3 separate regions of the Homo sapiens genome follow, and all the other regions are linked to region 1. Evidence: chromatin loops called from intact Hi-C (ENCODE). Cell type or tissue: Calu3. All regions are shown on one strand. Each heading gives the region's core, and the rest is flanking DNA. Links, peaks and the distances in the headings are about the cores only. Region 1 overlaps GPR149 (G protein-coupled receptor 149). Region 2 has its middle 310 kb from the start of GPR149. Region 3 holds the start of GPR149 (G protein-coupled receptor 149).

Region 1 (8,007 bases), core at 2,566-7,565:
CTGACTTTAAAACAGGAAGATATCCTGAATTATCTGGGTGAGCCCTATGTAATCATAAGGGTCCTTAAAAGTGAAAGAGGGTGGTAGAACAGAAGGTCATAGTGATGTGACATAAGGATTTGACTAGCTGTTGCTGGCCTTGAAGATGGAGGAAGGGGTCACAAGCAAAAGAATTCAGGCAGCCTCTAGAAACTGGAAAGAAAATAGATTCTCCCCCAGGGCTTCCAGAAAGAAATACAACCATACTGATCCTTTTGCAGTTCATGAGCATGATGATTGGGTATTCGTGCACATGTGTGAGATGTGCCACCCTCGAACCTTGTTATGACATCGGCACATTGCTCATCTAACAGGAAGAAAAATAAATAAATAAAAAGAAATACAACCATATTGACCCCTTGATTTTAGCCCAGTGAAGACTCTTGTCAAAACATTATGCTACAGAACTGTAAGATAGTAAATTTGTGTTAGTTAAGACTGTAGTAATTTCTTATGGCTACACTAGAAAAGTAATACAATTCCTTATCTCATTTCACACAATCCTCATGACAGCCCCAGAGAAAGTTAGTGTTATCTCTATTTTCTGATAAATTGTTTTACTGCCCTTCGCCTCATGTTTGCTGATCCTAAGTAGATTCTTAGTTATAAATGTAAAATTACTATGTTTTCCATACTTCTTCAGCATGAAGTATTTAAGGTATTGCTTGAGCCTATTCCTTTAGGCAAACACTTTAGTACAAATGTCACTGTAGTAAAAATCTGCACAAAAGGAAGATTTTCAACGAAAGACCTGAAAGATATTGATGGGAAGGAAAATGTCAGTTGTTACCTGCTTTTTCTTTTTTCCCTGCCTTGATCAGAACTGCGAAAATTTTTACATTACCTAATGCCAGAAAACAAACAGAATGGTTCATTATAATTGCCATTGTTTCTCTTACTGGTCCTCTGTTGTGTGCTGTTCTTTGGGCAGGCAACAAAGATGTCTCTCTCAAATGTCCTCTTCATTAATGGTGGCCTGGGCCACAGAATGCATAGCCACTGCTTTCAAACCCACAGCATTTGGTGTCCAGCTTCTGTTCTCCCTATCACACCTGCCATTGCATCTGGAATGCAGCAAAGGTGAGCCACACAGAGCCACACCACCACTGGAAACTGTCACAATTTTCTCAGTTTCAGGGAATCTTTTCTTCTTCATCTTTTTTTTTTATCTGTACCCTGGGAAACAACTCTTATATAACTTATTCATAGGTGTAATATTCACAAAGGCATGGGGGTGAAGGAGATTTTCTTCAGTGTTCTTGGAAAATGAAATCTTTAACTTCTACTTTCACTTGGAGGTGGGGATAGGGACATGAAGATAAAAGTGACCCTACCCTTCTATAGAATATAAAGTCTGGCTATGGGCTGGAACGCCTACACATAGCCTCTCCATTTGGTTTCTCTGTGTGGCCTAGTTTGAGCCTCCTCACAGCATCGCAGCTGGATTCAAGAGCAAATGTCACCAAGCAAGTTGGAAGTACATGACATTTGACATCTTTATGAACTAGTCTCCAATGTCACATAGCATAACTTCCACTGTGTTTTACTAGTTGAGGCAGTTACAGATGTCCACTTAGGTTTAAGGGTGGCTAGGGCCTTAGCACACCGTGGGAGTAGAGCCAAAGTCACATTAGAAGAGCAGGATGCAGGAATTAGAGACCAGCCTGGGCAACATAGGGAGACCCTGCTCTACAAAAAATCAAAAATTAGCCAGGCATCGTGGTGGAAAGCTTGTGGTCCCAGCTACTTGGGAGGCTGAGGTGGGAGAATAGCTCGAGCCCAGGAGATCGAGGCTGCAGTGAGTGCATTCATGCCACTGCACTCCAGCCTGGAGAACAGAGCAGGACTCTTGTCTCAGAAAAAAAAAAAAAAAAAGGAAGAAGAGGAAGAGCATGTGGGATGGAAGGAAAACAATTCTAAAATAGCACTATCCTAGGTGAATCAGATATTTGTTTGAACAAATGCCATGTCTGCCTACTAATTCCATCTGTTTCCCACAAAAAGGAAAACAAAAATTGTGACTTCGTGAGGTCATAGGATTTCAAGATCCACATTAAAGACCCTCTTGAGAGATTTTCATAACATTTTCCTTTTAAAACTACAGAATCTCATTAAATTGGTGGATTTTCCTCACCCAATTTAAGCATGCAATCTTAGATCTTAGGAAAAAATATTGTGAAAGAGTGCTAAGAAATTTTATTTAATGAACAGAACTTTTTAAATTTAAAAACGATAATGAAAATGTAAGGCCTAAAGTTTTCAGTTAGCAAGTAGATAATGTAACTTTGCCACTCTAACTAGGCAACCATGGCTTTGTCTAAACTCTAATATTTTTTGACCCTGACATTAGAAAGTTTCTGGGGCTGGGCACGGTGGCTCATGCCTGTAATACCAGCACTTTGGGAGGCCGAGGCAGGTGGATCACTTGAGGTAAGGAGTTCAAGATCAGCCTGGACAACGTAGTAAAACCCCGTCTCTACCAAAAATTAGCTGGGTGTGGTAGCAGGTGCCTGTAATCCCAGCTACTCAGGAGGCTGAGGCAGGAGAATTGCTTGAACCTGGGAGGCAGAGGCTGCAGTGAGCCGAGATCGCACCCCTGCACTCTAGCCAGAGCGACAGAAGGAGACTCTGTCTCAAGAAAAAAAAGAAAAAAAAGAAAAAAAGAAAAAAGAAAGTTTTTGGAAGTTGTATTTCTACTAAATGGTAGAGAATACAATTTACCTCTGAGGCATGTTTTTTCCCTTATTCTTGAAAAATTACCCAGTGAGACTATGCATATGTGAAGGTAGAGCAAAGATCCTCCTCTGTAACAAAGTGTTGCAAAAACGACATGCCTCCGGATATCTAAACTGCTCTATATGACATTGCAAAAGATTGTGTTCAAAGTTTTTTTGTATTTGGATCTTTGACTGCTCAATTCCGGAAAGTGACTGTGTATTCTTGAGAGGAATGTATGTTTCTATGCGTGTGTATGAATGTTTGTGTATGTGTATTCTCTATGTATTTGAAATTAAGACTTCAAGACTGTAGGAAAGACTAGTAGATATGATCTTCTTTGTATATTAAACTATGAAAGAGATTGTATAAACTAACATACATTTGGAGCAGTATAGTCTGAACTAGAGTGTTGACGTCACAGATTCAGGGTTAAGACCATACAATTCAAAGTTGGGAAAATGTATCATTGTTCAATTACCGTGTGCAGTGCCTCTGCCTCTGCAGCTTATAAAAATGGGCAGGGAGCGCTATTTACATTCTGTTATGGTATAGTATGTGCTTGTCTAGTTGATTACAGGGCATGTAACAGAGACAGGCTAGCTAGCTCTTCACCATATTTTGGGTTCTTCTTCCTGTACACAGCTAGATATATTTCCTAGTCTTCTCTGGAACCAGCTGTGGTTCTGTATTGAGTTCTATCCAATAGCAGAAGCTGCAATGACTGAGGTGCAGTTCTTCCAAGCCAGTCACACTAAGCACTCCAGTGCAGAATCCTTCATGTCCTTTTCCCATCTGTCAGCTGATGCAGATGAGCATAATGATCATAAGAACCGTACATTAAAAATGTAAAACTACATGAACCTAGGCCCCTTAACCATATCTTAAAGAAGAAAGGCCCTACTGATAAGGAACATTCATTTAACTGCTGCTGCTCTCTGCCTTCCAAATCTTGTACAAATGCCTCTCATTTTTAGATGCGAAACCTGAACTTTGCTGAAAAGAGGGTCTTGGAAATAAAGTTTTCTGTCTTCTAGCCTCTGTGATACATAAAGGAGTTGAGAAACATTGAGATATTGCAGAGTATTGACAGAAAATAAATGAGATAATTGTTTTTCCCTTGAGCTACAGACTTCATAGATAGGCTTTTAAAAAATGTGTAATTTATTTCATGTTACCAAGGAAATCCTCTCCACTTATTGAATCAGAATACAATTATGACGCCATCCCGACTACTACCACCCTAAACTTAACCAACATCATCTCTAGCCTGGACTATTAAAATAGCCTAACTGTTCTTTCTGTGGTGGTCTTTGTGTCTGTACAGTCTTTGACCCTTGCAATAGACAATCATTTTTGAAATGAGATCATGTCACTTTTTTGCTTAGAACCCTCCAATGGTTTTTCACTTCATTTAGAACAAGACTAGATGTTCATACCTGGTCTGCAACGCCAGTTTCCTCCTGCCATTATCTGTTTGCCTTTATCTCCAACCACTCTCTACCTCTCTCACTCAGCTGCATTCACATTGACCTCCTTAATGGTTTCACAGATTACAAAAGGCACACTCCTACCTCTGGATACTTGCTGTTCCCTTTGCTGGGACTATGATTTCCCTAGATAATCACATAGCATGTTTCCTCACTTTATTTGAGACTCTGATGAAATGTTACTTTATCAGTGAAGGCTTTTCTGACTAAATTATTGAAAAAAGCACTCTTCCCATCTTTGTCCCTTTATTCTAATTTTATTCTTTGGCCATTGTTACCTCTGGTCCCTATTTTCTGTCAACACACTTAATACCAGCATACATATATATGTACCACACACTTATCACTACCATATGTATATATGTAAATATATAGTAAAGAACTTAACCTATCCAAAGAGAGGTTTGGCCTTTGTCCTTGGCTTTGGGGGAGGTAATTTCTAAGCCCTTGGAATGTCATAGCCGAAAATAGTATCTTTGTTTGTCTGGGGGCCTTGGACCAGCAGATAGTAACAATGTGTTTTTGAGAGGGGAGTTTTGGGCATTCTGTATCAACTTGGCCTCCTGGAGAGCCAGAAAGAGATATCAGTCATGTGAGTAGTCAACCATGCTTACCCTTGCTCCTACCATGATGCAGCCCCAGGAAGGACTCTGGACACCAAGGTTCAGTTGAGATTTTCTGCTTGGCAGTAGTCTGTGCAAGGTGTCACACATCGTCGCCAAAGAAAGTAATGCCGTCCATGACTCCATGGGGAGAGTACCATAGAAGTTCCACATTTACAACTTTTCCTGGACTTGGCTCTATGACCTCTTCTCTAGGCTGATTTTATTCTGTATCCTTTTGCTGTAATAAACCATAACCATGAGTACACAGTTTTCTATGAATTCTGTGAGTCCTTCTAGTGAATTATTGAAACTAGCAGTGGTTTTGGGAATTCCTTGAATTTGCGATTTGTGTCAGGAGTGAGAGCAATCTTTTGTGGACTGTGTTCTCTGACTTTGTGGTTGTCTCAAACTCACAGTAAATGTAAAAACATATATTTGTTTTGTTTGAGTTTTGTTCAAAAGTTATAAAACCAAGTATCTAGAACAATTTTTAGTATGTAGTAGTCATTTATTAAATATTAGAATGAAGAAATGAATGAAGGTAGCTGAAAAGTATAAGAAATTAAGAGAAAATCGATTTGTAAAATCCAATATTATAGAACCACATCAAGAAAAGCTTCCAAAAAATGCATAACTAAGACTCTTTTATTATATTTTTAAGTAATATTGTGCCATTTGCTATCTTCAAAGAGTTGCCTCTGTCAGTCACAACTCTCAGAAGTCTTAGGGATTATATATTAGGTGTTTATACTATTTGGGAGTCTCGGGGATTACGTGTTTGCAGTTTATAGGAGTCACCACCAGATGGTGATATTTTTATTAGGTAATAAGTTTTTGCCTTCAGATACATCAATTTATAGAGAAAAGAGAAAACTATACAAAATATAGTATTTATTAATAAGAAGAACAATATAACTATACAAGGGTAAGGTATTTGGCTATATCACAAGATATCTAGAAAGGTATTTCCTCTACTAGAAACACACTTTTATAATCAATCACTCTAAAGAGTAAGCAGACTTAAGTAAACTTATGTAGTTTAACCTTCTCCTCCCTTAACAAGGATTTGGAGCGTCATTCATGCTTAGGCACAGCTCTAGTAGATTTTTCTTGTATATTCAGCTATTGTTGGCTTGGAGTTTGAAGTGTTACAGGTTAGTAATATGGTGCTGATTAGCCTTTCAAACTAAGACTTTGGGCTAAATAATACTGGTGTTGTTTCAATGCAGCAGAATTTTTATGTGCATCCATTATACAGTTAATTCAACAACCAAGGGCAATTAAATGGGAATATCCTAATTATTTTTCCAATTCCCCCAGTTTAAGCCCTTGTCCAGTTAAAATAAAATGAGACGGAAAATGGGTATTATTGTCTTCTATCTATTTCTTAATGCTCTTTAAACCTTGATTTCTGTTATAATCTCCATCCCATTCAAATTGCTGTGCAGTTATAAAGAATTTGTTTGCCTTCAAATCTTTGCTATTTTCTTCAGCTTTATTATGATCCTGTGTCTAATTTCCTTTTTGCCTGAAATTGCATTTTAAAGCAGCAATATCACCTTTCTCTTTCAGAAAATTATACATCTAAGTTTAAGATATCAAAGCCTATCTTCTACAAAGCATTATGAGAATATTCAATTCAATTTTTCTTTTATAAAGACATTTAATGCTACTGATTTATAATATCTGATTTATCTGTCCATTTGTCACTGTGTTAAAATAGCTGTTAATATTGGTGATACAGTCTTTTAAAATAAAATATATTTGTAACGAGAATACATTTGACTTTGAATTTATATGTTACACATTATTTGAGGCTTGCTTTACAAACATTATTAGTGGTAATACATATGTTTCCCAAATTTAGATAACTAGATATTGAGAAGTTAAAGATTGAGAAAGTCCATTGAGATAATTATTTTGAAAATGACTCATGCTTGTGGCAACAAAAGATGAAACATTCTGAAAGCCGATGTCAAGTAATTTTGAATTCTAATTCAACCTAATAAAACAGAAACCAAAATAAATCATTCTAAAACACAATTCATTCAATCTGTAAATAAATAAATAAAGTATGTGAGTGATGTGAGGGGCACAAAGTCTAAGACTATGTAAAGTGTCAACTCAGTAACTTTGGAAAATAAACTTTTAGGTAATACATTTCATATATGTTTACAGGAAGGTTAGAATAAAGCAATTTGAAGGAAAATCACTTTATAATTTTTGAAATACATCTTACTATTATTCTGCCAAGGTGATTCCTGCATTTTTGCAATGTAATGCATTCTAGAATTATCTTGAAATGTATACCTTACAATCACTTAATAAAATAGGTTCAACTGTTTCTTTGAGACAACACGTCTTTAGAGAAGAAACAAAAAAGCAGCTAAACTTGATATAATATTTGAAGTAAACTTTTCTATTTCAAGAATGACTAAGAAAGGTTGCCCAATCCTCAGCTTTAAAAACAGATACTTTTGTTTTAGACTTAGAGGATTTTGCTCTGCTGTATCCAGAAGCCTACCATGTTTGGATGTACCTCTCATAACTGAATCTGCCAGTATTTTCTCCCAATTTCCACTCAAGTTAAAAAAAAAAACAATTTTAGGATAAAGTATACAATTACACAATTACAACTTTTTTCCAATAATGTTTGAGTTAAAGATACTTCTAATTCCACCTCTAACACACAATATATTTGTTTTATGGGACAGTCTTGACATACTGAAAAGATGAAAGGAAAACTGTTATAGGTAAGAAAAAAAGAAAAAACAGTAAACAATTTATATTTGGTAGAAATGAAGGAAACAACTATTTATAGACTAGGAACCTGCGTGTTTCTCAGTTGGAAGCTAATTTTTCATTTTACAGAAGAATGTAAAGCTAAAGCAGTAAGTGTAATAAGCTTGTTTTGCTAGCCACATTTAGGCAAGTTCCTTCAAATATAATTTGGGGTTTTGTTACATTTCTTCCATTCCCAGAATTCCTCTTTTTTCCCCTTTGCAGTAAAGGCCAACATTGTATATAGAAACATATGCATGGAACAGTATATTCACTGAGTTTATACAATTTTCTGTTTACTAGGAAGTTGACAAGCAAAAACATTGGTAAACTAGGCCAAGATTTGATTTAGAAAATATTTTTTAGAAGTCAGATAA
Region 2 (11,463 bases), core at 4,188-9,187, 410 kb after region 1:
TAATTGTTTTTGTTGCATTTACTTTTGGGTTCATGAAGTCTTTGCCTAAGCCAATGTCTAGAAGGGTTTTTCCAATGTTATCTTCTAGAATTATTATAGTTTCGGATCTTAGATTTAAGTTCTTGATACATCTTGAGTTGACTTTTTTGTGAGCTGAGAGATGAGGACCCAGTTTCATTCTCCTACATGTGGCTAGCCAGTTATCCCAGGTGTCCTTTCCCCACTTTATGTTTTTGTTTGCTTTGTCAAAGATCAGTTGGCTCTAAGTATTCGGGTTTATGTCTGGGTTCTCTATTTTGTTCCATTGGTCTATGTGCCTATTTTTATACCAGTACCATGATGTTTTGGTGACTACAGCCTTATAATATAGTTTGAAATCAGGTAATTTGATGCCTCCAGATTTGTTATTTTTGCTTAGTCTTGCTTTGGCTATGCAGGCTCTTTTTTGGTTCCATATGAATTTTAAAATTTTTTTTCTAATGCTGTGAAGAATGATGGTGGTATTTTGATGAGAATTGTGTTGAATTTGTAGATTGCTTTTAGCAGTATGGTCATTGCGACAATATTAATTCTACCCATCCATGAGCATGGGTTGTGTTCCCATTTGTTTGTGTCATCTATGATTTCTTTCAGGAGTGTTTTGTAGTTTTCCTTGAGAGGTCTTTCACCTCCTTAGTTAGGTATATTCCTAAGTATTTTTTTTTTGCAGCTATTGTAAAAAGGGTTGATTTCTTGATTTGATTCTCAGCTTGGTCGCTATTGATGTATTGCAGAGCTACTGATTTGTATACATTAATTTTGTATGTAGGAACTTTGCTGAATTTATTTATTAGTTCGAGGAGCTTTCTGGAGGAGTCTTTAGGATTTTTGAGGTACATGATTATATCGTCAGCAAAAAAATGACAGTTTGACTTCCTTTTTACAGAGGAAATAAAGGGTATTTGGATGCCTTTTATTTCTTTCTCTTGTCTGGTTGTTCTGGCTAGGACTTCCAATGCTATGTTGAAGAGGCATTGTGAGAGTGGGCATCCTTGTCTTTTTCCAGTTCACAGAGGGAATACTTTCAACTTTTCCCCATTCAGTATTATGTTGGCTGTGGGTTTGTCATAGATGGCTTTTATTACATTGAGCTGTGTCCCTTGTCTGCCAATTTTGCTGAGGTTTTTATTCATAAAGGGATGCTGGATTTTGTTGAATGTTTTTTCTGCATCTATTGAGATGATTATGTGATTTTTGTTTTTAATTCTGTTTATGTGGTGTATCACATTTATTGACTTGAGCATGTTAAACCATCCCTGCACCCCTGTTATAAACCCAGTTGATCATGGTGGATTATCTTTTTGTTATGTTGTTGGATTTGGTTAGCTAATATTTTGTTAAGGATTTTAGCATCTATGTTCATCAAGGATATTAGTCTATAGTTTCCTTTTTTAGTTATGTCCATTCCTGGTTTTTGGTATTAGGGTGATACTGGCTTTATAGAATGATTTAGGGCGGGTTCCTTCTTTCTTGATCTTGTGGAATAGTGTCAAAAGAATTGGTACTAATTCTTTGAATTTCTGGTAGAATTTTGCTGTGAATCCATCTGATCCTGGACTTTTTTTTTGTTTGTAGTTTTTTAATTGCTAGTTCAATCTTGCTGCTTATTATTGGTCTGTTCAGGGTATCTAATTCTTCATAATTTAAGCTAGGAGGGTTGTATCTTTCCAGGAACTTATCCATCTCTTCTAGGTTTTCTAGTTTATGTACATAAATGTGTTCATAGTAGCTTCAAATGAACTTTTTGTATTTCTGTGGTTTCAGTTGTAATATCTCCCGTTTCATTTCTTATTGGATTTTCTTTCTTCTTTTATTGGTTAACCTTGATAATAGTCTATTACTTTTACTTATCTTTTCAAAGAACCAGATTTTTGTTTCATTTATCTTCGGTTTAAGAACTGCTTAAAGAAGCTCTAAGTCTTGAAACAAATCCTAGAAACACATCAAAACAGAACCTCTTTAAAGCATAAATCTTACAGGACCTATAAAACAAAAATATGATTTAAAAAACAAAAACAAAAAGCAAAAAACAAAGGTACACAGTCAACAAATAGTACAATGAATGGAATGGTACCTCACATCTCAATACTAACGTTGAATGTAAATGGCCTAAATGCTCCACTTAAAAGATACAGAACTGCAGAATAGATAACAATTCACCAACCAATTATCTGCTGCCTTCAAGAGACTCACCTAACACATGAGTACTCACATAAACTTAAGGTAAAAGGGTGGAAAATAACATTTCATGCAAATGGACACCAAAAGCAGGCAGGAGTAGCTATTCTTAGACAAAAGAAACTGTAAAACAACAGCAGTTAGTAAAGACAAAGAGGACATTATATAATGGTAAAAGGGCTTGTCCAACAGGAAAATATCACAATCCTAAACGTATATGCACTATGCTGGAGTATATGCTGACACTGGAGCTCCCAAATTTATAAAACAATTAGTAATAGACCTAAGAAATGAGACAGACAGCAACACAACAATAGTGGGGGACTTCAATACTTCACTGATAGCACTAGACAGGTTATCAAGACAGAAAGTCAACAAAGAAACAATGGATTTCAACTATACCTTGGAACAAATGGACTTAAGACATATATACAGAACAGCCTATCCAACAACCACAGGATATCCATTCTATTCCACAGCATGTGGAACTTTCTCCAAGATAGACCATATTATATGCCACAAAATGAGCCTCAATAAATTTTTAAAAATTGAAAGTATATCAGGCACTCTCTCAGACCACAGTGGAATAAAACTGGAAATTGACTCCAAAAGGAATCTTCAAAACCATGCAAATTCATGGAAATTAAATAATTTGTTCCTGAATGGTCATTGGGTCAAAAATGAAATCAAGATGGAAATTAAAAAATTCTTTAGTCACAATAGTGACACAACATATCAAAACCTCTGGGATACAGCAAAGGCAGTGCTAAGAGGAAAATTCATAGCCCTAAATGACTACATCAAAAAGACTGAAAGAACACAGACAGACAATCTAAGGGCACACCTCAAGGAACTAGAAAATGAGAACAAAGCAAACCCAAACCCAGCAGAAGAAAGGAAATAGCCAAGATCAGAACAGAACTAGGTAAAATTGAATTCTTTATTACAATACTTATTATTTAAGTTCTTTATAGATTCTGGATATTAGACCTTTGTCAGATGCAGAGTTTTTGAATATTTTCTCCCACTCTGTAGGTTGTCTGTTTTTGTTGTTGGTAATTTCTTTTGTTTTGCTGTGGAAAGCAGTTTGGAGATTTCTCAAAGAACTTAGAATTACCATCCAACCCAGCAATCCCGTTGATGGGTATATAGCCAAAAGAAAACAAATTGTTCTATTGAAAAGACACATGAATCTATATGTTCATTGCACCATATTCATGATAGCAAAGACATGGAATCAACCTAGGTGCCTAGCAGTGGTGGACTGAAAAAAGAAATGTGGTACATATACACTACGGAATACTACACAGCCATAAGAATGAAGTCATTGTCCTTTGCAGCAACATGGATGGAGCTGGAGGCCATTATCCTAAGTGAATTAACACAAGAACAGAAGACTAAATACCACATGTTCTCACATAAATAGGAGTTAAACATTGAATACACATAGACATAAAGATGGGAACAGCAGATACTGGGGACTGCTATACAGGGAAGGAAAAGAGGGGGGCATGGGCTAAAAAACTATGTACTGGGTACTATTCTCAGTACCGGGTGATGGATCCTTTGAAATCCAAACCTTAGCATCACACAATATACCTTGTAACAAACCTGCACATGTACCCTTTAATCTATAATAAAAGTTGAAATTAACAAAAATAATTATTGTTAATAAGAATAACAAAAATAATTGACAAAATTTCTGAAAACAGATGAACAAAAAAGTTCCCTTTCTCTCCAAGACTTGACTTAAATGACATGGAAAATACAAATAGAAGAAAGCTGTTGTCATTAGTAGACGCTCAGAACAATATGCCATCCACATACCACAGACATTAAAGAATATTGTCTCTATATAAGATAAGATAGATGGGACAAGATAATTAAGGGTAAGAAAACAGTGTGTTTCCTGGTGAGGCAGACAGGGGATCATCACTGAAAACTTGTAACTTTTCCTAATTTGAGTGATAAAGGATGGAGAAAAGTACAGGCCAGGAGATAGATGAGAGATGCTAATTTCCAGGGAGAGGCCTATAGACAGCAAACAATAACCCATGGGAGGCAAATTTCTTTCTCAAGAGTCTAATCACTGACCTGAGGGGACTTTCTAATACGGCAGGCATCACTACCCCATGGGAGGTGAGGCAGCGCAAGGTTGTTTCCTGCATGCAAACACTGAACCAAGCAAACAAACTCTTATGCCTTTCCCCCCGATAAGGGAAATAATGAATGCAACTTCAGGCCTTGGCTGTCACCCACAAGCTTCTAGATTACATACAGAAAACAGAAACTTACAGAAAGGAGCATAAAATTAGAGAATAATAAGAGCTTACAAGAAAGATTTCTCACACATTTGGGAAAATGTCCTGACTCACCTTGATCTCTCCTCAAACAGAGTGAGAAAAACTAATGTGCCACAGCTAGCTTGTACTGGCTTCAAAGAGCCAATTGTTTGCTTTTTAGGAATAGTGCAAGCCTCTTTTTGTCATGTCAGCAGTTTGAAGTCAGCTATTATGGAGTTGTAAAGTACAGTAATAACCAAAATGAAAAATTCTCTACAGAGGCTCAAGAGTAGATTTGAGCAGACAGAAGAATCATCAATCTTGAAGATAGATAAAAAAAGATTAGGCAGTCTGAAAAACAGAAAGAAAATGAAGAAATATGAGAAAAGATTCTCAGATGATTTTGAGACAACATTGAATGCACCAACATATGTGTAATGGGAGTACCAAAGGAGAGGAGAGAGGGAAAAGGGCAAAAAAAAAAAAAAAAAAAAAAATACGTGAAGAAGTAATGCCATTTACAATTTTGTTAAAAGAATTAAGTACACAGGAATAAACTTAGGGAAAGAAGTGCACAGCTTTTATACTAAAAATTATAAAACTTTGTTGCATGAAATTAAATAACTAAATTAATGGAAACACATCCTATGTTTATGGATCAGAATACTTTACTATTGCTAAAATAGCAATACTCCCCAAATTAATCGGCACATTTAACATAATTGCTATCAAAATTTCCAGAAATGGAGAAGTTGATTATAAAATTTATTAAAAAGCAAAGGACCCGGAATAGCCAGAATGATCTAGAAAGAACAAAGTTGATGGACTCACACTTCCCAAGTCCTAAACTTACTACAAAGCTAGAGTAATCAAGACAGTGTGGCTGGATGCAGTGGCTCACACCTGTAATCCCAGCATTTTGGGAGGCTGAGGCAGGTCAATCATTTGAGGCCAAGAGTTTGAGACCAGCCTGGCCAACATAGTGAAATCCCATCTTTACTAAAAATACAAAACTTAGCTAAGCATGGTGGCCCATGCATGTAATCCCAGCTACTCGGGTGGCTGATGTGGGAGAGTCACCTGAGCCTGAAGAGTTGAGGCTGCAGTGAGCTGAGATTGTGCCACTGCACTCCAGCCTGAATGACAGAGAGAGACCCTGTCTCAAAAATAAATACATAAATAAAAAAGAGAGTATGGCTCTTGTGTTCATATGGACATATAGATCAATGAAATAGAACCAAGACTCTAGGAGTGAACCTTTATATTTGTCGTCAATTGCTTTTTGACAAGGGTGCCAAGACAACTGAATGGGCACAAATAGGCTTTTTAACAAATGGTTCTGGGACAACTGGATAACTACATGCAAAAGAATTAAATTGGGTCCCCTACTTTATTCACACCATATGCAAAAATTAACTCAACATGGATTATAGAACTAAATATAAGAGCTAAAACTATAAAACTCTGAGGAGAAAACAAGAGTAAATCTTAGGACCTTGGATTAAGCAATTTTTCTTAGGCATGACACCTAAAATATAAATAACAAAAAAATAGATAAATTGAACTTTATCAAAATTAAGAACTTTTGTGCCTCAAAGCACACTATCAAGAATATGAAAAGACAACCCATACAATGGGGAAAATTATTTGCAAGTCATATACATAATAAGAGTCTAGTATTCAGTATATACATATATAAAGAACTCTACAATTCAATAGAAAAAAAACCCAATTTTAAAATTGACAAAGCATTTGAAAATATTTTCCCAAAGAAGACATACAACTGGCCAATAGGCATAGGAAAAAAATGTGTAATATCTTTATTCACTAAAGAAATGAAAATCAAAACCACAGTGGGATGCCATTTCACACCCACTAAAATGGCTAAAATCAAAAATACAGACAATAACCAGTGTTGATGAAGATGTGGAGAAATTGCAACCCTCATGCATTGCTAGTGGGATTGTGAAAATGTTGCAGCCACTTTAGAAAATACAGTTTGGCAGTTTCTCAAAATGTTAAACATAGATTTATCATTAGTCCAAGCAAATGTATTCTTAAATATATACTCAAGAGAAATGAAAACATGTTAATAACTAAACTTGTACATTAACATATATGATATTAATCATAATATCCAATAAGTGAAAACAACCCAAATGTCCATCAAATGATGAACGGATTTTTATAAATGCATCTTATTTGTACAATAGTGTATTATTTGGCAATAAAAATAGGGAAATGGTATTACATGCTATTGCACGAATGAATCTTGATACATCAAGCCACCCACAAAGGAACACGTGTATTATTGCATTTATATGTAACGTCCAAAGTAGGCAAATCTATAGAGACAGAATAGTGGATTACTTGGTTGCTTAAGTCTTGGAGGTGCCGGGGTGGGGAATGCCTCCTAATGGACATAAAGTTTTTTTGGAGGGTGTTGAAAATGTTTTCAAATTAGATTGTGATGATGATTATTGTACAACTCAGTGAATACACTAAAAACCATTTAATTGTACACTTTAAATGGATGAATTTTATGGTATGTGAAGTAGATCTCAGTAAAGGTATTTTTTTAAAAAATAAGGAAGAAAGAACATTTTTCTGAAGAGAATTTTAGTGGTGATATTGAAAATATGACAACTGATGTTATAGGCACTGATTATTGAAAGAGAAGATGGCCTCAGCTCTGAGCTGGAACCCGGAGGACCCCTGCTGGCATAGCCATTAACTATTTTGGAACAGGTAGGTTTTCCAGGGATTACAGACAGAAGCAATTTGCCAGTGCACACAAGTATAGGCCCACAATCCTCAGGCTAAATTTTTTAGAGCCAGATGTGTTTCAGAATTCAGAATTTTTCAGATCTTATAAAGATATCATGGCTACTATATTCAACTACCAAGTTATAGAAAGTACAGGGGCTCAAGGAACAGCTTAAACTTTACCATGAATATTCAATCAGCAAAATTTAGGCTGTGGGACAATCTATAAGACAAATGCCTGGATGTCTTTAATAAATACCTTACGAAGTTAAAACAAAAAAGATGGAGAGAAAACTATTGCTTTTAAAAGGCTTGAGATAAATTAACCAATGACAATTAAATGAACCCACACACTCCCAGCCTCCCAGGGACCTCTCTCCATAAGCCATCCTCTATCTCTCTCTTACTTTCAAGTTCTCTCTCCAATTAGATCCTTTCCATCAGCAATTAAAATGCTCAAAGCTTTTCGATCTTTAAAAAGCACTCTTCACCACATCTCATCCTGACATCTTATTAGTTGCTAGGTTTCTTAGTCTGTTTTCTGTCCCTTTTAACAGAATATCTGAAACTAGATAATTTGCAAAGAAATGGAATTTATTTCTTGCAATTCTGGAGGCCTGGGGATACGAGGTTAAGAGGTACATCTCGTGAAGGTGTTTCTGCTGGTGAAGACTCTCTGTTGTGTCCTGAAGTAGCACAGAGCATCACATGGTGAGAGGATTGAGCATTATAATATGCTCACTCAGGTTTTTTCTCTTATTACAAAGCCACCAGTTCCCCTCCCATAATAACCCATTTGTCTATTAACCCATTAATCTATTAATCCATTAATGGATTAATCTATTTATGATCCAATACCTGTTAAGGGCTCCACTTCTCAGTACTGCCACATTGGAGATTAAGTTTCAACATGAGTTTTGGAGGGGACATTCAAACCGTAGCACTACATCTCGGCATCTCTTTCATGCGAATGTCTCTTAATCTCCATCTTTACTGCACTTCACTTAGTTTGGACTGCTATGGTTTTTACCTGAATATATAGTTTCTATACAGATTTGGACTGCTATAGTTTTTACCTGAATATGTAGTTTCTATACAGATTTCCTGTCTTTTGGTCTTGCTCCCTGCTATGAGCTGAAGAGTGTCCCCTCAAAATTCATATGTTGAAACCCTAACCACTAAAAAGATGGTATTTAAAAGTAGGGCCTTTGAGAGGTAATTGGGTTTAGATGAGGTAATGGGATTAGTACCCTTATAAGAAGAGCAAGAGAGACCAGAATTTGCTCTTTCTCTCTTCATCATCCAAGGACACAGCAAGAAGTCCACCATCTGCAATCCAGGAAGAAAGCTCTTACCAGGAACTGAATCAGTAGGCACCTTGCTCTTGAACTCAGCCTTCAGAACTATGAGAAATAAATGTCGGTCGATCATAGTCTCTCCTACATTAAACACTTCATTGACTTTCCACTCTCACAAAAATAAAAAAAAAACAACCAATTTAAATTCTTTTGCCTAGTATACTCCTATTGTGGCCTAGATGAGCTCTCCAACCACTGGCACTCATGCCAATTGCCTTCCTAATATTTCATATTCGGTCTCACTCCTGACCTTTACATCTACTCATTACCCAAGACTCCCAACTTTAACTCATTCTTCAGCTCTCAATTTAAATGTCACCTCCTCTACAAGATTGTTCTGCCTTCACCACCCAAAACTGTCCTCCCAAAATGCTTTGTGTTTACTAATTCAAGGCATGTTCACAATCTATTAAAATAAACTATCTCAGAGGAGAATCATGCAGTATTTAATCTAAATGAATTAAACACATTGACATTTCATAAAACAAGCAAGCTGATAAGCAAACAGTCTCCATCCCTCCCTCAACAAAACCAGAAATTCAAAAAAGTAAATTATTATTTGTATAACCTACCCTTTAATTGGTAGAGAACTATTTTATCTGGTGGGTAATTGTTATGTTTCAATGCTAAGAAAAGACAAAACAAACTAAATTAGGCTTACTGATAGTTGGTACAGGATAAACACAATAATGACTGCAATAATGACTACTACACTTTAAAAAATAAATTAAGAGGTCTTCAAAGAGATCTATTCAACACTACCTATCATTCCACATCTTTCTTGCTAATGGAATTCTGGTTAGGAAATCATGAGTTTCACATTGAAATCTCTAACCTTAGACAGCAACTCTTATACATCTAATCCAATTATAATTCTTTTCCCTTTGGAAGAGACTGGTTTGAGCATGAATATGTGACACAACACTTACCAATAACATGTAAAGAAAGTCTGAGAAGCATTATGGAAATTTCCAGCTCTTGAGAGCAGGTGATAACTCAAATTTTGGTTCAACACAAAAGCTTTATTCTAGCTTTCTCACTTTCCCCTCTTTCTCATGTATATCTTGTAGGTAACCAATTTCATTAGTTTGCTGACTATGCTTTCCATGTTTCTTTTTTCCCAAATGAGCAGATGCACGTATATTCTCTTACTTAGTCTTTCTCATACAAATGTAGCAATCATACTTACTCTTTTACACTTCGCATGCTTTCATTTAATATTTGTAGCAATCACTCTAAATCAGTTCAATGAAGATCTTCCTCTTTGTTTCTTCATAGCTATATGATATGCCATTGTATACTATGTATATTATACCATAGTTTATTCAACCACTCTCTTATTTATGTCAGTTAGATCCTTTCTAACATTTTATAATACAAATAATACTGCAACAGATAAATTTATACATATATATGTTTTTATTGCTGGAGGGTGTATCTTTAGGGTAAGTTCCTAAAAGTGGTCAAAACATAATGTTTATGTAATTCGGTTAGACATTGTTAAATTTCCTTCCAGAAAGTTAGTATGTGATTAATTTCGGTCAGCAGTAAATTAGCATACCTAAGCCTTACAAATAATGCATTGTCTTACTTTTTTTTTTTTTTTGCCATTGTGATGGGTAAAAGATGGAAGGTAAAAAACATTACAGAGATGGAGACAGAGCAAGATAACCAAATAGAAGCCTCCACTAATTGTCCTCCTGACAGGAACACCAGATTTAAAAACATGTACACACAAAAGCACCTTCATTAAAACCAAAAATCAGGTGAGTGATCACAGTACCTAGTATTAATTTTATATCACTGAAAGAGGCACAAAAGAGGTTGAAAGACAATCTTAAACCATTGACACCACTGCTCCTCCATTCCTTAGCAGTGGCTGCATGGCACACAGAATTTGAATTCTTCGGGGAAGGAGAATGCAATGATTATGGGACTTTGCATTGGAACTCAGTGCTGCCCTTCACTGCAGAAAGGAACCCAGGCAAAACTCAGCTGACACGCACACAGAGAGTATTTAAATTAGCCCTAGCCAGAAGGGAAATGTCCATCCCAGTGGTTGGAACTTGAGTTCTCACAAGTCTCACCACCATAGACTAAAGTGCTCTGGGGCCCTAAATAAACTTAAAGGGCAGTCCAGGCAGCAAGGACTGCACTCTTAGATAAGTCCCGGTACTGTGCTGGGTTTGGAGCCAGTGGACTTGGGGCGCTCATGACTTAGGAAGATAACAGCCAGTGGGAGCAAGGGAGTGCTTATGCCACCACTCCCCCAACCCCAGGCAGCACAGCTCCCAGCTCCAAAAGGGACTCCTTCCTTCTGCTTGAGGACAAAAGGAGGGAGAGTAAAGAAGACTTTGTCTTGCAACTTGAATACAAGCTCAGCCACAGCAGGATAGGGCACCAGACAGAGCCATCAGGCCCCCATTCAAGGCCCTAGCTCCTAGATGACATTTCAAGACACACTCTGGGCCAGAAGGGAAGCTGCTGCTATAAAGGGAAGAACTAGTCTTGGCAGGATGCATTACCTACTGACTAAAGAACCCTTGGGCTCTGATAATCAGCAGCATTAGTGAGGTAGTAGATGCCATGGGTCTTGGGTGAGATTCTGAGATGTGCTGGCTTCAGATATGACCCAGGAGATTGCCAGCTGTGGTGGCTATGAGGAAAGACTCCTTCTGCTTGAGAAAAACAGAGGAAAACATAGATGGGACTTTGTCTTGCAGCTTAGGCACCAATTCAGCCACTGTAGGGTAGAGCACCAAGGAAGCTCTTGGAGTTCCTGATTCCTGGCCTTGGCTCTTGGGTGGCATTTCTGGACCTGCCATGGCTAGAAGGAAGTC
Region 3 (11,463 bases), core at 1-5,000, 98 kb after region 1:
ATAAGTTACTGAGAAATAAAGACATTGTCCTTGGTCAATATTTAATTTCCCTTATCAATGAGTCTGATAATTTTCTCAAAAGAAAGACCGGCTGCTGCAAATCAGATTTCATTCCTCCTACCAAGTTCCCCTCTAGATGTTCTCCTTGTCAGTCCTGCAGAAAATGGTCAGCCATGTCTCCTTTAGATCTGACTCAAGCTATATTTAAAAATTAGGTTCCATTTCAAGCATAAAAAAAAAAAAACCCGAACAGATAACTTTTCAACATTCCAATTAAAAACAAAGCAAAAACTCCTTCCCACCATCAAGTTTCAGGGAAGAAAGCCAAAAAAATAAACAAAACAAAACTCTTCAGGTACATTAAAAACCAATGATGTCTGGATCCTTTGGGGTCCTTCTTATGGAGCAAAGCAGCTTGTAGCTTGAGATAATCAAACTCTGTTCACTTTTAAGAGCAGTAAAATGATGCATTTGGTTCCAGAGCTGGATTCAAAGGCAGGAGATTGTCAGGTAGGTTTCAGCTTTGAAGGTGGAGAGAGAGAGAGAGACAGAGAGAGAGAGAGAGAGGGCGAGCGCGAGCCAGTCAGAGGGAGCTTGTGCACAGAATCCCATCTGAACCGCTGTGTTCTTCAATCAGCCTGTGATCCTCGGAGCTGCAGGAAGGAGGAGTCAGCTCCAAGCAGGAGAGAAGCAGGAAAAAAAGGGAGGGGAGTTCAGTGTGTGAACAAAATGATATACGTATATCTTAGACTGACTCTTTCAAAGCAAGAAACGGTGTACTTGCTAAGCTTCCCCTTTGGTTTCAACATGTAAAATTAGTCCAAATACTTGCTCAGGCTTGATGTGAACTACAAATATAACCTGTGAGAGGTCTAAGCTACTCCAGTAACTAAGGGACTGCTTTTATTCTTACCTAGACTTTCTGCTTCATAATCCATTGGAGGAAGAATATCATCAATCCCATGCATAAGAGTCAGATGTATCAGATTTCTTTTAAAAAAATAGTGTACTTAAGATTGTCGTTATAGTCCTCATTACTCTAAACGGGATTATACAGAATCTTTGGATAGAGTCACACTAGCTTTAGACATTTATTTATAACTATTTTCTGTCAATGGTATCAAGTAAGCAGGCTGTCATTCGAATAAATTATATGTCTAAGTATCCATAAAGTCGGAAGATATTACATAGGGCCTAAAAGGAAGATCACCCTACATTTTTAACCAGAGTATTTGGGACATACAATAGTTGTATCTCTTAATGGTCAATTTTGCAAGATGCGTGATTTAGCAAAGAAGTATCTAACAGAAGTACTTCTGGTCCAGCATTTCCCAGGATGCTTTAGGGCAGCATTCTTCTCAGCTTAGCCTCATGACCAGATGGCTGCATTCTCCCACATAGTGCTGGAGGTTTAAATGGAAACAGGGGAAGGGAAAGGAAATAGTTGATATTGATAATGATTTAATAACTGGAAGTAGTAATAGAACTGCGATCATTCTTTTCATTTTAGAAATAACTGAAGTATCATTTTGAACCCGAATCTGTTCAAGTAGAAAATGGTTGCATTAGTCATTACCAGCCACACCCTTCAATAAACACAGCAGGTATTTCACTTATCTTGATATGTTGATTGTTTGATTTTCCCCCTTACTCAGCAAATGGAAACAAAAAACACATGTAACAGCTAGCTCAGCACTCTAGCTCTCCCTACTGATAGTATAGACTGTGTAGGGCTGTGTGAGTAGGAAAGGTTGAGGGTATATTCATTTTAAAATAATGTTGATTCAGAAAGTATGATGAAAAACAAATCTTATTTTTGAAGACTTCAAAGTTCCATGACATGCCATTCTGTCTCTTCTCACAAACCTTATTCTTCCTTGCCATAGCAAAAATATTATTCTTCAATATCGTATTGAATCCTGCATTTTCAGTTAGGTTGGACAATAAGTCTCAGATTGTTAATATACAATGAATAGAAATTAATAATAGCTACTGTAGTACCATTTCAGGTCTGAGAACATTTCCCCTATTATTATCATCATTTCTGGGTTTTCCATTAAATATAAATTTGGAAAAGGGATACTTAATCACCATGTTGTACTGTTCTTTGGGCTATTACAGAAGAAACAAGAATGTTTAGCACATTTCCAAGGGTTGGTAGCAGAACTGCAGCCAGGAGAGAGCTAGTAGAGATATCTGAATTTAACTTTAGACTCTGCTATTGCAGGATAGGTAACCTAGGACAACAATTCTTGTACTTTCTCTGGCTGTCTGTTTCTGCATCTGTAAAATAAAGAGGCATCTTAGTCTATTTTGTGTTGCCAAAACAGAATACCACAGACTATGAAATTTATAAAGAAAAAAAATATTTCTCATAGTTCTGGAGGCTGGGAAATCCAATATCAAGGTTCCAGCATCTTGCAAGGACCTTCTTGCTGCATCATCCCATGGTAGAAGGTAGAACGGCAAGAGAGCATGAGAGAAAGAAAGAGAGAAAGAGGGGGCTGAACTCACTTTTTTTTTTCTTTTTAAAGAGCCAGGGTCTTGCTCTGTCACCCAGGTTGGAGTGGCAGTGGCACCATCATAGCTCACTAAAGCCTCCAACTCCTGGGCTCAAGTGATTCTCCTGCCTCAGCCTTCCAAGTAGTTGGAACTACAGGTTTGAGCAACCATGACCAGTTACGGTGTTTTTTTTTTGTTTTTTTTTTTTTGTATTTTTTAGAGGCAAGGTCTCACTATGTTGTCCAGGCTGGTCTCAAACTCCTGGCCTCAAGTGATCCACCCACCTCGGCCTCCTAAGGTGTTGGGATTATAGGTGTGAGCCTCTGCACATGGTCTCACTTTTATAACAAGCCCACCTTCTGTAACTAGCCCACTTCTGAGGTAATGGCCTTAATTCACTCATGAGAGCAGAACCCTCGTGATCCAATCATCTCTTTTTAGGCCCCACTTTCCAAGACTCTTGCACTTGTATTAAGTTTTCAACACATGAGCTTTGGGGGACACATTCAAAGCATAGTGAGGGATTTGACTGGATTATTTTTAGAGACCTTTCCAGTTCTAAAATTAAATGATACAATTTTTAAAAGTTCAGGTTAACCTTATCTCTATTTTATTTCCTGCCTACTTTATAATAATCAACATTGTCATCTAATAAGAGGTGGAAGCCAGCAATAACTAATGCTTGGGTCTGCATGATTTCTCCTTCTCTGTGATAGCCTGGGGGCTCCTGTTTATAAGAAGGTAGTATAAGACTCAAGCAGCCTGAAATCTTGAGCCAACTGAGAGATTAAGTCTTGCTCTGGAGATCTGTATGAACCTAAAGCAAGTTTTGTATGAATGAGAGGTAAAATTTGTTGTGTAAATCACTGAATTTGTGGAGTTGACTGATAATGGATAATACCCTAGCTCATCCCAATATTGTTAGATATATTATTGCTCCCCTTTCATAGGTGAGAAAACAGAGGCATGAGAGATTAATTGATTTGCCCAAAGTCACACATTTATTAAGTTAGATTTTAAAACTGTAGTTTAGTTCTGCATTCTTAATCACAACAGATACATATTTGCTAGTAACTCCTTTTTAGTTCTCCATCCTTGGGAACACTTTCAATGGATACAGATAATCTAAAGTTTTATTTCTGCTTTTCTTTCTTTCAAAGAATGTTTGAAATGTCTCATTTTATAAAATTTTAATTTGCAATATTTTACCAGCCTTTATATTTTATAATGTATTATATATGTATCTACAACATACATAAATATGTTTTATAATGCATTATATGTATTATAAATGTATATACGTATTTATAATGCATTATATGTATTATAAAACATAAAGGTTGGTAAAAGGTTGTTTATAAATTGAGTTCATGAACATTATTATATATGAGTGATGAATTTCTTGAAAATTGTAAACTCCTTAGCCATAATTTCATTTTCTTTAAAATACCCTCCTGAGGAAAAAAAATCATTCTCAATGCATTTTCTTTTTTTTTTTTTAATTATACTTTACGTTTTAGGGTACATGTGCACAATGTGCAGGTTTGTTACATATGTATACATGTGCCATGTTGGTGTGCTGCACCCATTAACTTGTCATTTAACATTAGGTATAGCTCCTAATGCTATCCCTCTCCCCTCCCCCCACCCCACAACAGGCCCCAGTGTGTGATGTTCCCCTTCCTGTGTCCATGTGTTCTCAGTGTTCCATTGCCACCTATGAGTGAGAACATGTGATGTTTGGTTTTTTGTCCTTGCCATAGTTTGCTGAGAATGATGGCTTCCAGCTTCATCCATGTCCCTACAAAGGACATGAACTCATCATTTTTTATGGCTGCATAGTATTCCATGGTGTATATGTGCCACATTTTCTTAATCCAGTCTATCATTGTTGGACATTTAGGTTGGTTCCAAGTCTTTGCTATTGTGAATAGTGCCACAATAAACATACATGTGCATGTGTCTTTATAGCAGCATGATTTATAATCCTTTGGGTATATATCCAGTAATAGGATGGCTGGGTCAAATGGTATTTCTAGTTCTAGATTCCTGAGGAATCGCCACACTGACTTCCACAAAGGTTGAACTAGTTTACAGTCCTACCAACAGTGTAAAAGTGTTCCTATTTCTCCACATCCTCTCCAGCACTTGTTGATTCCTGACTTTTTAATGATCGCCATTCTAACTGGTATGAGATGGTATCTCATTGCGGTATCTCATTGTGGCCATCTCTGATGGCCAGTGATGATGAGGATTTTTTCATGTGTCTTTTGGCTGCATGAATTTCTTCTCTTGAGAAGTGTCTGTTCATATCCTTTGCCCACTTGATGGGGTTCTTTGTTTTTTTCTTGTAAATTTGTTTGAGTTCATTGTAGATTCTGGATATTAGCCCTTTGTCAGATGAGTAGATTGCAAAAATTTTCTCCCATTCTGTAGGATGCCTGTTCACTCTGATGGTAGTTTCTTTTGCTGTGCAGAAGCTCTTTAATTTAATTAGATCCCATTTGTCAATTTTGGCTTTTGTTGCCACGGCTTTTGGTGTTTCAGACATGAAGTCCTTGCCCATGCCTATGTCCTGAATGGTATTGCCTAGGTTTTCTTCTAGGGTTTTTATGGTTTCAGGTCTAACATTTAAGTCTTTAATCCATCTTGAATTAATTTTCGTATCAGGTGTAAGGAACAGATCCAGTTTCAGCTTTGTACATATGGCTAGCCAGTTTTCCCAGCACCATTTATTGAATAGGGAATCCTTTCCCCATTGCTTGTTTTTCTCAGTTTTGTCAAACATCAGATAGTTGTAGATATGTGGCATTATTTCTAAGGGCTCTGTTCTGTTCCATTGGTCTATATCTCTGTTTTGGTACCAGTATCATGCTGTTTTGGTTACTGTAGCCTTGTAGTATAGTTTGAAGTCAGGTAGCGTGATGCCTCCAGCTTTGTTCTTTTGGCTTAGGATTGACTTGGCAATGTGGGCTCTTTTTTGGTTCAATATGAACTTTAAAGTAGTTTTTTCCAATTCTGTGAAGAAAGTCATTGGTAAATTGATGGGGATGGTATTGAATCTATAAATTACCTTGGGCAGTATGGCCATTTTCACGATATTGATTCCTCCTACCCATGAGCATGGAATGTTCTTCCATTTGTTTGTATCTTCTTTTATTTCATTGAGCAGCGGTTTGTAGTTCTCCTTGAAAAGGTCCTTCACATCCCTTGTAAGTTGGATTCCTAGGTATTTTATTCTCTTTGAAGCAATTGTGAATGGGAGTTCACTCATGATTTGGGTCTCTGTTTATCTGTTATTGTTGTATAAGAATGCTTGTGATTTTGCACATTGATTTTGTATCCTGAGACTTTGCTGAAGTTGCTTATCAGCTTAAGGAGATTTTGGGCTGAGATGATGGGGTTTTCTAGATATACAATCATGTCATCTGCAAACAGGGACAATTTGACTTCCTCTTTTCCTAATTGAATACCCTTTATTTCCTTCTCCTGCCTGATTGCCTGGCCAGAACTTCCAACACTATGTTGAATAGGAATGGTGAGAGAGGGCATACCTGTCTTGTGCCAGTTTTCAAAGGGAATGCTTCCAGTTTTTGCCCATTCATTATGATATTGGCTGTGGGTTTGTCATAGATAGCTCTTATTATTTCGAGGTACGTCCCATCAATACCTAATTTATTGAGAGTTTTTAGCATGAAGAGCTGTTGAATTTTGTCAAAGGCCTTTTCTGCATCTATTGAGAAAATCATGTGGGTTTTGTCTTTGGTTCTGCTTATATGCTGGATTATGTTTATTGATTTGTGTATGTTGAACTAGCCTTGCATCCCAGGAATGAAGCCCACTTGACCATGGTGGATAAGCTTTTTGATGTGCTGCTGGATTCGGTTTGCCAGTATTTTATTGAGGATTTTTGCATCGATGTTCATCAGGGTTATTGGTCTAAAATTCTCTTTTTTTGTTGTGTCTCTGCCAGGCTTTGGTATCAGGATGATGCTGGCCTCATAAAATGAGTTAGGGAGGATTCCCTCTTTTTCTATTGATTGGAATAGTTTCAGAAGGAATAGTACCAGCTCCTCCTTGTACCTCTGGTAGAATTTGGCTGTGAATCCATCTGGTCCTGGACATTTTTTGGTTGGTAAGTATTAATTATTGTCTCAATTTCAGAGCCTGTTATTGGTCTATTCAGAGATTCAACTTCCTCCTGGTTTAGTCTTGGGAGTGTGTATGTGTCCAGGGATTTATCCATTTCTTCTAGATTTTCTAGTTTATTTGCGTACAGGTGTTTATAGTATTCTCTGATGGTAGTTTGTATTTCTGTGGGATCGGTGGTGATATCCCCTTTATCATTTTTTATTGCGTCTATTTGATTCTTCTCTCTTTTCTTTTTTATTAGTCTTGCTAGCGGTCTATCAATTTTGTTGATCATTTCAAAAAACCAGCTCCTGGATTCATTGATTTTTTTGAAGGTTTTTTTTGTGTCTGTATGTCCTTCAGTTCTGCTTTGATCTTAGTTATTTCTTGCCTTCTGCTAGCTTTTGAATGTGTTTGCTCTTGCTTCTCTAGTTCTTTTAATTGTGATGTTAGGGTGTCAATTTTAGATCTTTCCTGCTTTCTCTTGTGGGCATTTGGTGCTATAAATTTCCCTCTATACACTGCTTTGAATGTGTCCCAGAGATCCTGGTATGTTGTGTCTTTGTTCTCGTTGGTTTCAAAGAACATCTTTAGTTCTGCCTTCATTTCGTTATGTACCCAGTAGTCATTCAGGAGCAGGTTGTTCAGTTTCCATGTAGTTGAGCGGTTTTGAGTGAGTTTCTTAATCCTGAGTTCTAGTTTGATTGTACTGTGGTCTGAGAGACAGTTTGTTATAATTTCTGTTCTTTTACATCTGCTGAGGAATGCTTTACTTCCAACTATGTGATCAATTTTGGAATAGGTGTGGTGTGGTGCTGAGAAGAATGCATATTCTGTTGATTTGGGGTGGAGAGTTCTGTAGATGTCTATTAGGTCTGCTTGGTGCAGAGCTGAGTTTAATTCCTAGATATCCTTTTTTTACTTTCTATCTCGTTGGTCTGTCTAATGTTGACAGTGTGGTGTTAAAGTCTCCCATTATTATTGTGTGGGAGTCTAAGTCTCTTTGTAGGTCTCTAAGGACTTACTTTATGAATCTGGGTGCTCCTGTATTGGGTGCATATATATTTAGGATAGTTAGCTCTTCTTGTTGAATTGATCCCTTTACCATTATGTAATGGCCTTCTTTGTCTCTTTTGATCTTTGTTGGTTTAAAGTCTGTTTTATCAGAGACTAGGATTGCAACCCCTACCTTTTTTGTTTTCCATTTGCTTGGTAGATCTTCCTCTTTCCCTTTATTTTGGGCCTATGTGTGTCTCTGAATGTGAGATGGGTTTCCTGAATACAACACACTGATGGGTCTTGACTCTTTATCCAATTTGCCAGTCTGTGTGTTTTAATTGGAGCACTTAGTCCATTTACATTTAAGGTTAATATTGTTATGTGTGAATTTGATCCTGTCATTATGATGTTAGCTGGTTATTTTGCTCGTTAGTTGATGCAGTTTCTTCCTAGCCTTGATGGCCTTTACAATTTGGCATGTTTTTGCAGTGGCTAGTACTGGTTTTTCCTTTCTATGTTTAGTGCTTCCTTTAGGAGCTCTTGTAAGGCAGGCCTGGTGGTGACAAAATCTCTCAGCATTTGCTTGTCTGTAAAGGATTTTATTTCTCCTTCACTTATGAAGCTTAGTTTGGTTGGATATGACATTCTGGGTTGAAAATTCTTTTCTTTTAAGAATGTTGATTATTGGCCCCCACTCTCTTCTGGCTTGTAGATTTTCTGCCAAGAGATCGGCTGTTAGTCTGATGGGCTTCCCTTTGTGGGTAACCCGACCTTTCTCTTTGGCTGCCCTTAACATTTTTTCCTTCATTTCTACTTTGGTGAATCTGACAATTATGTGTCTTGGAGTTGCTCTTCTTGAGGAGTATCTCTGTATTTCCTGAATTTGAATGTTGGCCTGCCTTGCTAGATTGGGGAAGTTCTCCTGGATAATATCCTGCAGAGTGTTTTCCAACTTGGTTCCATTCTCCCTGTCACTTTCAGGTACACTAATCAGATGTAGATTTGGTTTTTTCACATAGTCCCATATTTCTTGGAGGCTTTATTTATTTCTTTTTATTCTTTTTTCTCTAAACTTCTCTTCTCACTTCATTTCATTCATTTGAACTTTCATAACTGATACCCCTTCTTCTAGTTGATCGAATCGGCTACTGAGGCTTGTGCATTTGTCACGTAGTTCTCTTGCCATGGTTTTCAGCTCCATCAGGTCCTTTAAGGACTTCTCTGCATTGGTTATTCTAGTTAGCCATTCATCTAATCTTTTTTCAAGGTTTTTAACTTCTTTGCCATGGGTTCGAACTTCCTCCTTTAGCTTGGAGTAGTTTGATCGTCTGAAGACTTCTTCTCTCAACTCGTCAAAGTCATTCTCCGTCCAGCTTTGTTCCGTTGCTGGTGAGGAGCTGTGTCCCTTTGGAGGAGGAGAGGTGCTCTGATTTTTAGAATTTTCCGTTTTTCTGCTCTGTTTTTTCCCCATGTTTGTGGTTTTATCTACCTTTGGTCTTTGATGATGGTGACATACAGATGGGGTTTTGGTGTGGATGTCCTATCTGTTTGTTAGTTTTCCTTCTAACAGTCAGGACCCTCAGCTGCAGGTCTGTTGGAGTTTGCTGGAGGTCCACTCCAGACCCTGTTTGCCTGGGTATCAGCAGCAGAGGCTGCAGAACAGCGGATATTGTTGAACAGCAAATGTTGCTGCCTGATCATTCCTCTGGAAGTTTTGTCTCAGAGGAGTACCTGGACGTGTGAAGTGTCAGTCTGCCCCTACTAGGGGATGCCTCCCAGTTAGGCTACTCAGGGGTCAGGGACCCACTTGAGGAGGCAGTCTGTCTGTTCTCAGATCTCAAGCTGTGTGCTGGGAGAACCACTACTCTCTTCAAAGCTGTCAGACAGGGACATTTAAGTCTGCAGAGGTTTCTGCTGCCTTTTGTTTGGCTATGCCCTGCACCCAGAGGTGGAGTCTACAGAGGCAGGCAGGCCTCCTTGAGCTGCGGTGGGCTCCACCGAGTTCGAGCTTCCGGGCTGCTTTGTTTACGTACTCAATCCTCGGCAATGGTGGGCGCCCCTCCCCCAGCCTCGCTGCTGCCTTGCAGTTTGATCTCAGACTGCTGTGCTAGCAATGAGCTAGGTTCTGTGGGTGTAGGACCCTCTTAGCCAGGCGCAGGATACAATCTCCTGGTTTGCTGTTTGCTAAGACCATTGGAAAAGCGTAGTATTAGGGTGGGATTGACACGATTTTCCAGGTGCCGTCTGTCACCCCTTTTTTTGGCTACGAAAGGGAATTCCCTGACCCCTTGTGCTTCCCGGGTGAGGTGATGCCTCGCCCTCCTTTGGCTCATGCTAGGTGCGCTTCACCCATTGTCCTGCACCCACTGTCCAACAATCCCCAGTGAGATGAACCCGGTACCTCAGTTGGAAATGCAGAAATCATTTGTCTTCTTCATCGCTTACCCTGGGAGCTGTAGACTGGAGCTGTTCCTATTCGGCCATCTTGGCTGCACCCCAGTGCATTTTCAATAACCAGAATAACTTTCAGGAGACCATGAAAAAAGATTTCTAAGAAGCTTCTTTGTGCCTTAAAAAATTTTACTCAGTTCCTGTGAGTGAGCTTTGTTCATCTGTCTCACCTATAATGGAACTTTATATCTTCAATGATTGTAAATTGTGTCTTTAAATTTGTTAATGCAAATTTGCATTAATTTAAATAAAAGTTATGGTTCTGCCAGAATAGCTTAGGTGAAGACACTTATTTTTATCTCACTGCTTCTTTGGCTACTTTAAAACATGTACTATATGTAATACAGTATTATAAACTGTTAAACAACCTACAGAGTGCTAAATTACAGAAATTTTACAGGAATAAATTGCAGACAATTTAAACAACCTACAGAAAATTGCATGGCAATAATTCCATTAGGCTTGTAGTTTATGAAGCTCTGATGTAATTATATCTTTGCAAAGCACCACAGGCAATTTATTTCCCTAAAAGTCCACACTATATCTAAAAATTCTCGGAGCATGATATCTGAAAATCCTCAAAGACTAGGAAATAGTGTAAAAAGTTATAGTTGAATATTATAAAATAACATTCTTAGCAATGTGGGGCTTTGACAATAAAAAAGTTACCACAGGACCAAATGAAATAAGTTAGTTTTGTTTTATAAAAATAAATAAAGCATCATAGATAAAGTTAATCATGAAGGTATTTTTTTTTTCTGTTTTTAGAAATAGAGTGCTATGCACCCAAAACATTTTAGAGTACTGGCTTAGCATAAGATGCTTACAAACTTATCAACAAATCTCAAGTGAAAGATCCATAAATTATTCAATTTCATGCATAAAACATATAAATAAAATTCATATTTTATAAATACAAATAGATTTGAGTATATAAATTTATAACTTATATAATTGTATGTATATCTACATTATATAAAATACACGCATACTCTGCTTCAGCTGATAGTTTTCCAAGAAAGTGACTAGCAATTTGGCATCACAGGAGAACCCAAATGCTGTGATTTATTTTCTTCTTTTTCAATGTATCATTAAAAACCTACAACATCTTAGTACTATCTAATAACTATGAGTTTAGGACACAATTTCACATGGCTCAAAGTCAGAGAGACTTTTTTGTGAATATAATCTTTAGAAACCTGATTAATAAGCTGTCAGTTCAAAGACAGTACTTGACACTTGTGGGGATTGTTTTAAAGGTGTCTCAAATGGGAAATTACTTTTATTTTTAACCAATTCCATGGATAAGACACAAAAATGTTAAAGATATGTGTGTTTACATGTAAAAGTAGAACAGCTAGAGAGAAAAAGCTTTCTCAT

Evidence for each region. Hi-C counts contacts between places; a loop is a spot of excess contacts. Peaks named below come from ENCODE experiments on the same cell type or tissue, not always from the same donor. Only the 100,000 strongest peaks of a DNase experiment are listed, where the experiment ranks them.
Region 2: a loop joins it to region 1, with 13 times the contacts of the local background. A loop is called at or near these places in 14 of 110 quality-filtered maps.
Region 3: it touches region 1 in a loop (7-fold over the local background); 2 of 110 quality-filtered maps call a loop at or near these places.

What each region holds. Positions count from the first base shown.
Region 1 is chr3:154,329,468-154,337,474 of GRCh38, forward strand. It overlaps GPR149 (G protein-coupled receptor 149), which reads right to left. Exons shown (of 4, transcript NM_001038705.3): 4 at 5,476-8,007. It overlaps LOC124906350 (small nucleolar RNA U13), which reads left to right and starts at 249; the gene lies at 249-352. In Calu3, for the core only: CTCF peaks have their summits at 5,666 (motif pointing right) and 5,903; a DNase peak (open chromatin) is centred at 5,634.
Region 2 is chr3:154,738,911-154,750,373 of GRCh38, forward strand. No RefSeq gene overlaps it. Among named protein-coding and RNA genes, the nearest start is that of GPR149, 310 kb to the left of the region's middle. In Calu3, for the core only: no CTCF peak of the experiment used is centred there; a DNase peak (open chromatin) is centred at 7,201.
Region 3 is chr3:154,429,591-154,441,053 of GRCh38, forward strand. GPR149 (G protein-coupled receptor 149) reads right to left here and starts at 600. Exons shown (of 4, transcript NM_001038705.3): 1 at 1-600. The coding sequence starts at 25. In Calu3, for the core only: no CTCF peak of the experiment used is centred there; no DNase peak of the experiment used is centred there.